Linked DNA regions of Mus musculus: region 1 is linked to region 2. Evidence: chromatin contacts called from ENCODE Hi-C or POLR2A ChIA-PET data. All regions are on one chromosome and are shown on one strand. Each heading gives the region's core, a stretch centred on a gene start or an enhancer-like site at or near the end of the contact. The rest is flanking DNA. Distances are from core to core; before and after follow the strand shown.

Evidence for each region. Hi-C counts contacts between places; a loop is a spot of excess contacts on that map. ChIA-PET counts read pairs that join two places held with the same protein, here RNA polymerase II (POLR2A).
Region 1: a map of regulatory T cell shows a loop between it and region 2 (2.3-fold over the local background). The contact joins the promoter of Zswim7 here to the enhancer-like site in region 2. A Hi-C loop is called at or near these places in 1 of 37 maps with a recorded cell type or tissue (regulatory T cell). POLR2A ChIA-PET finds 5 or more read pairs at or near these places in 1 of 5 experiments (Patski).

Annotation. Positions count from the first base shown.
Region 1 is chr11:62,280,064-62,283,135 of GRCm38, forward strand. Zswim7 (zinc finger SWIM-type containing 7) reads right to left here and starts at 1,332. Exons shown (of 5, transcript NM_027198.1): 1 at 1,194-1,332. The coding sequence starts at 1,269. Ttc19 (tetratricopeptide repeat domain 19) reads left to right here and starts at 1,410. Exons shown (of 10, transcript NM_028360.2): 1 at 1,410-1,630; 2 at 1,722-1,825. The coding sequence starts at 1,450.
Region 2 is chr11:62,219,896-62,222,669 of GRCm38, forward strand. It overlaps Specc1 (sperm antigen with calponin homology and coiled-coil domains 1), which reads left to right. Exons shown (of 15, transcript NM_001281818.1): 15 at 1-2,774. Among named protein-coding and RNA genes, the nearest start is that of Adora2b, 28 kb to the right of the region's middle. Within about 2 kb of position 1,301, at least 1 of the 3 ENCODE cell types and tissues checked has a DNase peak (open chromatin) inside an H3K27ac peak, as active enhancers do.

The DNA.
Region 1 (3,072 bases), core at 82-2,581, 60 kb after region 2:
GGGGATTAGAAAGGAATACCCAGACCCAATACTGAAAACTGCTCTACTGAAAAATAAACAGGAATTGAGAGTCTGCTCCTGTGTAAGGGGGCCCCTTCAGTTACTGGCATATGGATTAACCAACAGCCCTGTTCTGTAAAACTCATCTCGTTCCAGCATCTCAGAACATCTGTGGTCAAATCCTGGAAGCAAGACCTCACAACAGACTAACACCCCACAACTTCTTTGAAGTCAAAGCATGTTTGAATACCTGGTTGGCTGAATCTTTTACGTAAAAGACCAAAATGAGACTATTCGTTTACTTTTCTAGTCCCATTGAAGCAGTAACTCAAACCAGTTCACAGAGCACAATCAATGAACAATAGGAGTTTTGTGCTCTAATTTGGCTATCATTTAGAGAGGCTATTTTTGGGGAGAGTGCTTTAATTAGTCTACACTTCAAAAGCACCCCCCACCCCACCTCCAGTTTTTTGAGATAAAGTCTCCAGCAGCCCAGTCTGGCCTAGCATTATGTAGCTGAGGTTGACCTTAAACTTTCCCTTTTTCTTTCTTTCTTTTTTTTTTTTTTTTTTTTTTTTTTGTCTCCACTTCCCAAGTGCGGAGACTACAGCCATGTGCCCAGTCTTGTGCGGTGGTGGGGAATCCACGGCAGCTCTCTACATGCCAGGCAAGCCTCTTTACCAGCCGAGCTGCATAGTAGATCCTCATTACTAGTTTTCCCCTTTTGGTAGATCCTCCTACTCTGGTGAGTAAGCAAAGATCATCCTTGGTCGGTCATTTTGTTGGAGACAGGCATAGGGCGACCTCTACAGGCCAGAGGGAAGAAGTAATTTTCAACTTCCCGATTTTTTTTTAAAGGTTTTGCCTCCCTGAATGTTTTTTAGTAAAATCTATTTACTAAACAAAGTAGTAAACAAGGGTATTATTTTTAAACTTTGCATCACGGATTGTGGATAAAGATTCTGAGTAACTCGAAATTGTCTACGCATCTGCCATTCCGCATCCCAGCCCTCGCCCACTCCTTGGATGTACCCAGTGGCTCTCTTTAAGTACCGGGGTTCCCGCACACCGGCTCGCACTCAGGGATCTGACGTCTAGTCACTCAAATCCCTCTATTTAGTTAAGCGATTTAAGGGGCCCAGGCTTCAGGGACATAACCATGCGGGGTAAGAATAAAAGCCCGCAGGCCGTACTTCTCGCGCTGTCTCGCACAGCGGCGGCCATCTCGCTCAGGAGCTCTTCCACCACCTCCGGGAGCGCGACCGCCATGGCACGCCGCCCGTCTTCTCTCCTCCCGGGCGCTGCGAACTTCACGCGCCCTGCAGGCCGGGGGCGGGGCGGGGCGGGACGAGACGGCGTGACGTCAGCATGCGTCATCGCGCATGCGGACTGGCGGGGCGTCCCGGGCCAGCCGTGGCTTAGTGGATCTCTGAGGGAGGACCCGTCGGCATGTTCCGGTTGCTTCGCTGGCGTCTGGGTCGAACCCTGCTGCGGGCCGCGGGCCGGCGGTGTGGGGGTTGTACGGCGCGCCTGCTGCCGGAGCGGACGGGCGACGCGGGGACGGGCGCGGAGCGGCTGCGGACCCGAGGCGCGCCGGCGCGGGGGCACGGGGTGCTGCCGCTGTTGGCAGGTGAGCGGTGCGCTCCGGGCGGGGCCGGCCCGGCGGGGGCGGGGACGCGGGCACGGGCCGGTCCCGGTGACCTCTGAGCCGCTTCTCGCAGCTCTCGCCTGGTTCTCGCGACCCGCGGCGACGGCCGAGCAGCCGGGAGAGGACGCGTCAGACGAGGCGGAGGCCGAGATCATCCAGCTGCTGAAGCAAGCCAAGGTGAGGGGCTCGACCGGGCGCGCGCGCTCTCTGCTCCGGTTTCCCGAGGCCTGGATGGATTGGCCCTGGGTGGAAGGTTGGGATCCATCCAGACTGGTCCAGAGCGAATCCTGCAGCAGAATCGCTGCAGTTGTGAGTGCAGGTGGAGACCCTCACATTTCCTTTATTTATTTATTTATTTTGTCCAAACGTATTGATTGAGGATGTTTTGCGAGGGTGGCTTTAATCAGCTAACCTCCAAGCCGAATGACATTTTGTTCATAGACTATGAATGACGCCCCGAAAATGCAATTTAGTATCGTTTATGCCTATTGGTTTGCGTCTAAATCTGTTTCTCCACATCCTTTTTTTCCCCCCTCCAGGTTTATTTCATCTCTTCCTACGGGTTCAATATCGACTTAATGCCAACAACGTCCAGATTTGTGTTCAGACTGCAGTGTGTCATTGACATGCTGTCTCTATTGCAAGGCCACAGCTATCTCTCAGATTTAGCATGCCCGGGACTAAGCACTTTTTCTTAAATTCCTTCCCCCCAAATATGGCTTTAACAGTGTTCTCTCTATCACCTAAAAAATTAAGCCTAAAAAATCATAGTGGTTCCTCAGGCGGACCCCTGTGTTTGAAACCAGCTTGCTCTACAAAGCAAGTCCAGGACAGCCAGGATTCTGTTACACAGAGAAACCCTGTCTCAAAAAAGAGGAGAAAAAAAAAAAAAAAAACAGAAAATAATCATAATTGTTCTTAAAGTGTGTTGTTGATAATTCCCAGTTACAGCAGTAAACACAGTTGCCATCAAATCCAGAACACTTCTCAAATCGCCTGCCCTCTTTTTCCATTCCCTCTTTTCCCCCAGTTTTCCTCACACAGGTCCTGTTCTCTTGCCCCAACCGCAGTCCTTTCTCCGTGTAGCAACCTGAGTGATGGTTTGAAAATGTAAATCAGATTGTAGTAGTGCTTTCTTGTTTGACAGCTGAGTGACTTCTCCCTGTACCTGTGAGAAAACACAAACCCCCTGTCAGAGGCTGCAGGGCTGGAAGTGATCTAAGCCAGCGTCTCATCCTCCTGTGGCAAGAGATGTGATTCAGGACCCTCTGTCCACCTCTCCGTCCTCGAATGTCTTCTGAAGATCCATTCTTTTCACCCCTGTCTTTTGGGGTCATTCTTCTGTCCATTTCGTTACATGGTTAACTCCTTAGTCACTTTACCTCAGTTTTACTCTCATTCTCTTGAACACGTTCCAGATTCCT
Region 2 (2,774 bases), core at 51-2,550:
TGCCCCAAAATAAAGCAGCACCCCACAGAACAGAAAAACAAACGCAGCTTTTGCCTCTTAGCCACCTAGCAGCACACTGACTAGGGAAATAGTTTGCTCAGCTCTGTGTAACTGAGGACTTAATTACACTGCATAGGTCTCACTGTCCCCATTTGATTCCTCGAGTGTGCAAAGGAGCCTTTGGTGCCTTGCTGATGGTCCACGGGAGGCCAGCTGGCGTGCACATGAACCACACAGCCTGAGTACAGGTCTGGTGTCTTGGCTAATGGAACCATGACCGTTGTCCACATCACCTTCTGCCCTGCTATTTATTTACAGTCCCATTCACACACACATCTGCCTAATATGTGGGACTCAACAGAAGTCCCTGACGCGTGTGAAGCAGCCTGTGCTGGTGAGCTCCTTGCACATTTGAACAGTCCAACAGGGTGGGAAGGCAGAAATAGAAACTGCGTTTTAGTTCCAGACAGAGTTGGTTCTTAGCACTTGTTGGACCTTTTACATTTGCCTAATGATAAAAGCTATGAGAACAGTCACACTTTCCCCTGATATCCTGCTGCTTCTCTGAGAAACAGCGCCCCTTCTTCCCCTCCCCCCTCCCCCCTCCCACCCCCACCCCTGAGTACTCGGGCTCATTGGCTCTAGAGTCTAGGAGCTCCTTGCTACTTTTCTCCGTCAAATAAATGTGCACTTCATAGCAAATGAGGATGCCCCTTTCTCAGACAGTTGGGTGTGCACAAACACCCATTATTGTTCTAAGTGCCAAATAGCCCTGTGCTGGTCCTTTGAGAAAGGACCATGTCCACAGCAACCCCTGAGAATAACCACCATAGTTCTAGTGAATCTCTGCCTGCTTATCTGAGCCACCCTGCTGGCCCGGTCTGTATCCTTGGAGGACCTGAGTTCTGTCCCTCCCTCCAGTCCATCCCTCTGATGGGTGGCAGCTGGGTGCAGCAGCGCTGATTCTCAAACTGTTGTAGCCTCTTGGGGCCACAGGCTCCACCTTCAGGCTCTATCTGTAGTTCTTGGCTGTGGCTCCATCCAGTTCCCCTGGGACTCCTAGCAACTGCATGCCTGACCCTCCAATCAGGTGAGTCAGAATAACTGGAACCTAGCAAAGATGGAGTCTGCAGATTCTCACAGTTCTCCAGAACTGGTGGACAGCCATGCAGAGGGGCAAGACACTCCCCCGCCCCCGCAGCCCCCTGTGCTCCCCACAGGAGCTCCTGAGCAGTAGTCAGCTGTGAAATGGGCCCCTTCATCTCCAGGTGGAAGTCTAGGGCTCAGAACCTCCTTTCTGATGAATGTGTTGCTCAGAAAGCTAGGACTTGTGCTGCGTCAGCACTGGCTGTGTTGATGTCATTGAGGACAGCCCTCACTGTCTCTGGACTTCTGCTCTGCCCAGCGGGGAGAGGGAAGTGCTGTCCCACACATCTAGGTCCTGGTTCCCCACGGGTGATCTCCAGCTATGTAGGGGAGGCCACAGTTAAGGCTTGTAGTTCAGTCTGTCTCTGGCTCTTGTCAGGGTGCTGTCTAGACATTTAGGAGCTCTCAGCAGAGCAGGCTCCATGCCAGTCACTGAACACCTTACAGTTCCTTGTAAGTGTAGGCACTTTGGGGCCCAGCCTCCCTGTGATTGGAATCCAGTTTGCCTAAGACTGGCCAGCCACATGTTCTTGTCTTTATTTTCCTTTGACTTTCTCCTGATTACTACACTTCTTGCCAGGGATGTAGAAGAGAAATGAGATCATTCCCAGTAGAAACAGGTACTGCTGGTGATGGGGGTGAGGCAGAGGGCAGGCAGATAGCACTCTGCTCTGGCGCTCTGACATGGTACCACACTGCTGCATGTGGAGGTTCAGGGTCTGGGAAGAGCTCCAGGGTACAAAAGGGAATATGGAAAACTGACCAGCTAAGAATACCAGCACAGCCGGTGCCTTACATTTTCTCCGGTTTTATTGGGGTGTTTGGGGGTGGGTTTGTTTGTTTATTTGTTTGCTTTGCGTTGGGGATTTTATGAAACAGAATCTCATGGCTGGTCTTGAATGCCTGATCTTCCTGCCTCTGCCTCCCAGGTGCTGAGATTAGACACCATGCCCGGCTTTGGTACTTTGTGGTTTTGCTGTGGTTTTGTTTGTCTTGTGCTTCTTTACTAACTATCATTTGGAGGTTGTCAAAAGCCTCCATGGCCGTGTGTTTCCCCTCTGCCCTCAGCTAAGCACAAGAGAGACCTGCAGAATGCAAGACCTTGAGAAGTTAAACCATGTGGGGAAGCCCGTGGTTTTCTGTGCTGAGTGGTGTCTGAGCTGATGACAGGTGACAGTGCTGAGGCCACACCGACAGGGACAGGGTCCGAGGAACGGCCCTCTCCTCAGTCCCTTCTCACTTTAGCATCCGAGTTTGTCCTTAGTTCTCATTCTTCATCCAGTTGCTCCTCAGCTTTTGTAGGGCATCCAGAATTCAAGCCATGGCTGGGAGAGAGAAAGCCATGTCCTGCCAAGCACGGTGCCCCTGCCTATGACTTCAGCTATTCTGGAGATGGAAGCAGGAGAGTCAGCTGAGCCTGGGGATTTGGTACTAGTCTGGCAAAAGAGACCCTGAGAGGGAGTGGGGCTGTCCCAAAGCAATCGGCCTTCTAGCAGTAATGACTATCTGGAGTATTCTCTTCCCATCTCCCACGAGCACCAGACACATGCCAGTCTCACTGGCCAGTAGAAATGGAGAACTGAGACCCTTAGAGACAAACCCACTCACCAAATCTAGCAGTTTCTAAG